Linked DNA regions of Homo sapiens: all the other regions are linked to region 3. Evidence: read pairs that join two places in POLR2A ChIA-PET (ENCODE). Cell type or tissue: OCI-LY7. All regions are shown on one strand. Region 1 overlaps LINC02397 (long intergenic non-protein coding RNA 2397). Region 2 overlaps UBE2N (ubiquitin conjugating enzyme E2 N). Region 3 has its middle 13 kb from the start of CLLU1.

Region 1 (2,500 bases), 63 kb after region 3:
CTGATCTGCAAGTCAAAGAAATGATCTATTATACATGTAGGGACCTCAAAATCTGTTTGACTCTGTGCAAATAAGGTACAGTCCCTGCCTTCTTCCTATAGTTTTCTTATCACTAGGGGACTTGAAAAGGATTTAGTTCAACAACTGAGTCAGCATGAGCTCACACAAAACAAATCGTTTCACACCAATGTCAATTTCTTTCTTTCTTCCCCCCCGCCCCCACTTTTTTATTTAAATAATTCGGTCAGGGAAATCCCACATGCTTAGTATCATTTTGTCAGCAAGGTACATGACAACTCTGGTCACAATAGAAAGTCGTTTAGTGAATTAATGTCAACTCTGGAAAAAGTGGCTAATGTGTCTTGGGGAGTTTGGTCCTTGCCTGTACACCTGCCTGAAGATCACAAGAGTAAGAAGGACAGGTAACACACACTGAATGACAGGATCAGAGGTTAGCAATATCTCAGAAGCCTGCCATATGAGCCAAACCCAATACAAAACAATTTAGCAATATTAAGTAATTATCACATTTTGTACTTCAATAAAAAATTTAATATCATGACTTTGCGGTAGGAAAGGCCAAGTTTAATGTTGGTTAAAAATAGTTTGGAGATTATATTTGTCTGTCTTCAATATGATGTTTCTTTCAAAATATCCCAAATAATCTGAATTAAGAGTAGAAATAATATCTACCATTTATTGAGTACCTACTATCTGCTAAAATAACAAATTTATAATGAAGGTGTAACTATTCCCATTTTACAGATGAAAAAAATGGAGGAGGTTAAGTAACCAGCACTAAGTCAAAATGGCTAGCAAAGATCAAAACCAACATGTTAGCCAATGTTAGGCAGTTCAAGTCCTTTCCTCTGTGCCTGAAATGAAAGAAATTTTCCAGGAATTTTGCATTGGTTATTCATATCAAGTATAAAAAATGTTATTCATTTCAATGAACCAAAATTAAGTCAAGACACTTAAGGACTGTCTAGAGGAAAATGACCAGGATAGGAAAGAGTCTGGAAGCCATGCAAGAAAAGACACAGATGGTAAATATTTAACATGAAAAATAGAAGATTTGTGTGGGATATAGGAGATACCTTCAAATAATGAAGACCTGTGGTCAACTGGGGCAAATATTTTAACCCCAAATAAGTTCTTCAACAATAACAGTTTCATTACAAATAAGGGAAGAGAAAGTGCCCAAAATGAGCATTCTCAGTCACTAGATGCAGAATCAGAAAGCCACCTGCCAGGGCTGTTATTGAGTGAAATTCTGACTTTGAAAACATTTGGCCTATACGAGGGATTCTTAATCTGATATCCATGGAAGAACTTTAGGTAAAGTCTTTGAATCCCTGGAAATTATATGAAAAATTGTATATGTGTTTTTTTTTCTTGGGAAATGGTGGATATATTTCTTCAAATCCTCAAAGCAATTCTACAATATTGGTGGGGCAGTGAAAGGAAATCACTTCCAATTCTACAATTCTGTTTTGTAAAAGTAGTCTTACCCTTCACAGAGGTGCACCCAAGAGAACTGTGTGATTGATTTAATATTAGGGGTGAATGAACATAAACAATTGAAGAAAACTTCAAGGTTTTTAGCCTTGTAACTAAGATGTTCATACAATTTTTAAAAATCTTTAATAAAAGAGAAGCAAATTTAGTGGAAGATAATTAAGTAGAAATAAATAGGCAAACTGAAGCCTGTCTAAGATTCCAGTACTGAGAGTACTGAGTACGTAATTCAAATATTCTTTTACATCATGGCAGAAAAATGCTGAAATCTAGGGATATATGCTGACTAGTAACTGAGTCTTATATAAATAATTTTTTTAAAGCCACTTGAACTTTAGAACCATAAAATGTTATAACACTAACTGTTCTAGAGACTACTTACTTCAGTCTCCTAATGTTACAACTGAAGAAATCATGTCTCAGAAAAACTAAGAGACATATTCTGGATTCTGGGGCCTGGTTCCTGATTCACGTCTCTGTCTGCAAATTTAAGGAAAAAAAATTCTAAAACATTCAAATCTGGAATAAACCTATGCATTTTTCAAGAAGAAAATATATATATAAAAACTAGTCTTAACTACATATAATACACAAAGGTCCACTTTGTTATGGTATAAGGCAAGACCGTAAGGAGGTCTTATGCCTCCTTATGAGGCATAAGATTGCCCCTTACGAGTTTTAAAGTATGAATTCCACACGTCAGCATGCTCTGGGATGTTTTCACAGTATTTTTAACATTGGTCCTCATAGTCTTAATTTACCTCTGGAAATTTCCATGGATGATTAAACTATGAAGAACAAAGAAGCACATGGCTGTGTTATTTAGAGTTTAGTGAATTAGGTCTGCAAGTCTGTTGGTTTCCTTTTAGATGTTGTCTTGTCCGTTTCTAAGATCAGAGGGAGACCAGCTCCAGGAGTGCTCATGAATGCATCAGTGGTCTTCCATACCATCTGATGAAAAGATTCATTCTGTGTCTCAAAA
Region 2 (2,500 bases), 1.0 Mb after region 3:
GTTAATAAAATTAGCTTAATAAAACTGATTTTTTACTCAAGTAAAATAAAGTAACATTAGGATTACATAAGTAAGGCAACTTGCTCTAAACTCAACCAAAACCAAGCTATTTAAAAAGTAAAATTAGCTTTTTTGGTGGTTTTTTTTGGCTTGTTTGTTTGTTTTTGAGACAAGATCTCACTTTGTCACTCACGCTGGAGTGCAGTGGCAAGATCTTGGCTCACTGCAGCCTCGACCTCCCTGGGCCCAGGTGATCCTCCCAACTCGGCCTCCTGAGTAGCTGGGATTACAGGTGTGCGCCACCACACCTAGCTAATTTTTGTATTTTTAGTAGAGACGGTATCACCCTGTTGGCCAGGCTGGTCTTGAACTCCTGGCCTCAAGTGATTTGCTCGCCTTGGCTTCCCAAAGTGCTGAGATTACAGGTATGGGCCAACACACTCGGCCAAAAATTAGTTTTTAAACCCACTGAAAACCTCCCCTCTGAAAAATGTAACGGACTAAAGAAAGGAGATAAGAAGAGGCCCAGGTACCTGAACAGGACTAAAGAAATATATTTAACAATGCTGATTACTCTAAAATTGACAATTAACTTCAGAGGAACCCTTAATACTCCCAACAATCATACCATTAGTTCTCTTTTTCATCATTCTCCCTCTCCCCTAAATAATTGTATTATTATTATTTCTCTTCTCTCTTCAAACCTCCAGCATCTCCATCCCCATCCTCACTTGTGGCTGATGTCCTGCTTCCTATTTCATGACAAGTTAGATACTTCCATCAGTTCCCACTGTAGCATTTGGACATTTCCCTGCATCTGCACCCATACACTCTGGTTTTTCTCCTGTATAGATGAAATGTCACGTACTCTTGGCTAGGGCCAATCGGTCTTGAGCACTAGATCTTACTGATCTCTGAAATGTTTGTTCTTCGGTACCATAAAGAAATAGCACTTGAACATAAATTTAATTTATTTAGTAAAGCCATTTTTACTTCCTGCAGAAAGGGTACACTCGCCAGGAGTTTTGCCACAAGAGTATACTGAACAAAGGAGACAGGGTCATTTATAACCTGACGCGTCCACCCTACTGCTGTGTCCGGTTTCCACTGGCTGGAACGGGATCTCACATTCTGTATTTGTCCTGACTGGCTAGCAACTTAGAACTTTTTAAAAGAGGTAAAGGTAGAGGGGAACAAAGGAAGGAGGAAGTAACTTGTGGAATGCTGAGAAAGGTAAAAACACTTTTAAATAAGGAAGAGGAACAGGCTATGACCTAATGCTTGCTTGGACCAGTATAAGCATGCCAGGGCAAATATTTAGGCTAAATTGTGGGAGCTAAGAACATAAAGTATATTGATTTCTTTATTATGGCTAGCAAATATTTAAGAATGTTTGCACAGGTCTTCGAATAAATTTTGCTTCTAAGAGAAGTTACTATTTATTCCTAATTAGATGGGGAGGAAAGTCTTTGAAGAGGAACCTCTACTTTGCTTGTCTCCAATTTCTCTCCTCCTCTTCTGTCTTGAACATACCCTCCAATCAAGCTGTAGTTATCGCTAACTTGTTTGTTAAGGTCACCAATGATTTCCACAAGGTTAAATCAAATGTCCAGTGCTTAATCTTTATCTTACCTAAATGCGACATCTTATCCAGCTGGTCTCCTTCCTCTTTGCAAAGCTTTATCTAACTTCCTATAAACATTCTCATGGCTCTCTTCCTCCTTGTCTGGCAGCAGCTTCCTTTAGTTTCCTTGTTGGTTTCTTCTATCTCCCAACATCGCAACACTGAAATGCACTGGGGCTCTATTCTAGGGCTTCCTCTCTGTTTATACATTTCCACAGTGATCTCATGTAATGCAATGAATTTAAATACTAAACACACTCTATAAGCTGAAGCCTCCCCTAATTCATATCTAGCCCAGACCTCTCCCCTCATCGTGCCTCTTGCCTCTATAACTACCTGCTTGATATACACTCTTGAATGTCTAATAAGCATCCCAAACTTAACATGACCTCCCTATCCCCAACCTTTGCTCCTCCCATAAAGTCTTCCCCACATCAGTTACTGGCAAACCCATCTTTCCAAATGATCCACCTTTTCCTTCATATGCCACACACATCTAGCCTGATTGGCAAATTGGTTTTTTTTATACTTCAAATTCTACTCATGATTGGACTGTTTCTCACCATTCCACTGCTACACCTCTGATCCAAGCAACCATCAGCTCTGACCTGGCATACTACAACAGCCTCCTAACCTGTTCTTCCTGCTTCTGACCTCACTACCTCCCTCGCAGGTCTATTATCCACAGACCCTTTAAAAGTCATAGTCCTGAGCCGGGTGCGGTGGCTCACGCCTGTAATCCCAGCACTTTGGGAGGCCGAGGCGGGTGGATCACCTCAGGTCAGGAGTTCGAGACCAGCCTGATCAACATGGAGAAATCCCATCTCTACTAAAAATACAAAATCAGCCGGGCATGGTGGCACGTGCCTGTAATCC
Region 3 (2,500 bases):
CTGGCTAATGTGGTGAAACCCCATCTCTACTAAAAATACAAAAAATTAGCCAGGTGTGGTGGCAGGCACCTGTAGTCCCAGCTACTTGGGAGACAGGCAGGAGAATGGTGTGAACCCGGAAGGTGGAGCTTGCAGTGAGCCGAGAATGTGCCACTGCACTCCAGCCTGGGCGACAGGGCGAGACTCTGTCTCAAAAAAAAAAAAAAAAAAAAAAAAAAAAGAATCTTGTAATCTGATAAGAACACCATATTCTTCAAAGGGCTATAGACACACTGAACCCCAGTCTGAGAATAGTGACCAGAATTGGAAAGGGACGCTAAATGAGTTCACTTGAGTAACAGCTGAAGATTCTGGAAGATACTTAGAATAGGGTCAGAGATACCTTTAAATATCCAAGGACAAGGACAAGGATGTACCTGTATGAATACAAAGGTTAAAACAAGCACCAATATATGGTACATTAAGCACTAATGTTTATTGAGAATGTATTACATGTCAGGCACAAGCCATGCAATACATGCATTAATTTATGAGGAAACAGACTCTGAGAAATAATTGTCCCAAGTTGATGGAGTTTGGATACAAACTCAAGCAGTCTGGCTCTAGAGCCTATGTCTTAAGTATTAGCTTATCTTGACAATGCAGCAAAATATAGTTCAACTCAACAAAAGAAAAACTCCCTAACTGCCCAGGATGTTTAAAGGTGAAATACATTATCTTACTCAAAAAAAGTAATGAGTTCCCTGTCACTAGAAGAATGTTAGGGGAGGTCATATAACCACTTGGAAGGCTAAAGCAGAGATAGCTAGTTTTCTCCACTATCTATGTTCTCCTCTTTTTCCTGGTTGTACACTTGGACTGCATGTGCCAGTCTCCTTGCTGTTAGGTGTGGGCTGGTGGCTGAGTTCTGGCTGATGAAATGTAAGTGACAGTGGTACCTGCCAAATCCAGGCTGCCCTTTAACTGCCCCTTCCACCCTACCAACCCTTTGTGTGAGCCTCACCCCCTTGCCCCATCTGCTGGCTGAAAGGGGAATACTTTGGTTATCTAGAAGAAGGAAGAGCCACAAGATGGAAGGAACTTGTATCCCTGAATGGCATAGCCTCTTCCTGCTAATCTGCAATGAAATAAGACATAAGTGAAAAATAAGCTTCATTGAGGTGAAGCCAATAAAATTTTGAAGTTTTTGTTAAAGCAGTCACCCTGTTATGATGAATACAGAGGGCAGAATTTAAGTACTTGATGAGAGATTAAACTCATTATTGTTTAATGTCTACTCATCTTGACATTCTTTGACTTTTGGATCAAGAAGCAAAGCAGATTTTGAGAATATCCTAATTAAAAAAAAACCTTATAACCCCCAATATATTCCTGGACACACATAAAAACCTGTTTGCTTTCACACTATAAAAATCAATGCACTGAAGGAACAGTTCCTCTTTCTCCTTAGAGACTATTCTTCAATAAGTTCTCCTCTAATTGAATAGGAAACCCAGCTACAGTTAAATTAGGAGGAATGTGCATGGCTTACTCTGAGTCTGGCCCTAAAGACCTTTAGACAATGGCACTTGTCTAGTGAACTTACAACTGAGCTGGCAGGTCACAGCCTTGCTTAGCTGCTTGAGAAGTATTTGTAAACATGGGAGGTGTCAATGCACCCCATCTCCCAGAGCATCATGGCAGCTCTGAGCTCTGCTACTTATCTACCCTTGTACTAGGTAGGGTTATTTGTCATAGGGAAGAAAATCTGATTCTAGTGAGCTAACATAATAATAATAACAAAAAAGTTGAGAGGTAACTCAAAGAAAGGTGAATTACCAGGCTTTCGAAAGGACAGGGACCAGAGCATGTGGATGTGATGTCTCCAAGATGCTACTGTTGGAATGGACCATCTTCAAAATGTCTTGGTCCCTGTATCAGGTAGCTAAATATTCCAATTCCTGGAAAAGAACGTCTGACTGGCCAGCTCTTGACTGAATTAGTATTCTGTTGCTGCTGTGACAAACTGTGACTAACTTAATGGCATAAAACCACCCAAATTTACTACTTCAAAGCTTCTGTGGGTTAAAAGGCTGAATGAACTCAACTGGGTCCTCTGTTAGGGGCTCATATGGCCAAAATCAAGTTGCCAGTAGGGCTGAGCTCTGTACTGGAGTCTCTGGAGAAGAATGTTCTTCCAGCATCATTCAGGTTGTTGGCCAAATCCAGTTTCTTGTGATTCTAGGACTGAAGTTCCCATTGCCTTGCTGGATGTCAGCCAAGGACCAGGTTTTGCTCCTAGAGACTGCCTACATCCTTCCTCATGCTTTACCTGTAATCCTCCCCAGCATTGGTGAACGAATCCCTCTTATACATTGGGTCTCTCTGACTTTTCCTTCTGCTGCATCACTGATTCCAGCAAGACAGTGTTCTCTACTTTTAAGGGCTCAAATCATTATGTTGCACCCACCAGGTTATCCAGAATAATCTTCCTATCTTTGTTTTGTTTTTGTTTTTAAAC

The links. Peaks named below come from ENCODE experiments on the same cell type or tissue, not always from the same donor. Only the 100,000 strongest peaks of a DNase experiment are listed, where the experiment ranks them.
Region 1: POLR2A ChIA-PET joins it to region 3 with 5 read pairs; 4 of 35 experiments call an interaction of 5 or more read pairs at or near these places.
Region 2: POLR2A ChIA-PET joins it to region 3 with 6 read pairs; 2 of 35 experiments call an interaction of 5 or more read pairs at or near these places.

Annotation. Positions count from the first base shown.
Region 1 is chr12:92,470,574-92,473,073 of GRCh38, forward strand. The region is part of intron 1 of LINC02397 (long intergenic non-protein coding RNA 2397); the gene reads left to right. Among named protein-coding and RNA genes, the nearest start is that of LINC02397, 5.1 kb to the left of the region's middle. In OCI-LY7, no CTCF peak of the experiment used is centred here; DNase peaks (open chromatin) are centred at 178, 1,218 and 2,416; H3K4me3 peaks cover 2,500 bases; H3K27ac peaks cover 2,500 bases.
Region 2 is chr12:93,411,545-93,414,044 of GRCh38, forward strand. All of the region lies in intron 1 of UBE2N (ubiquitin conjugating enzyme E2 N), which reads right to left. Among named protein-coding and RNA genes, the nearest start is that of UBE2N, 29 kb to the right of the region's middle. In OCI-LY7, no CTCF peak of the experiment used is centred here; no DNase peak of the experiment used is centred here.
Region 3 is chr12:92,407,264-92,409,763 of GRCh38, forward strand. No RefSeq gene overlaps it. Among named protein-coding and RNA genes, the nearest start is that of CLLU1, 13 kb to the right of the region's middle. In OCI-LY7, CTCF peaks have their summits at 1,035 and 1,234; a DNase peak (open chromatin) is centred at 1,008; H3K27ac peaks cover 1,132 bases.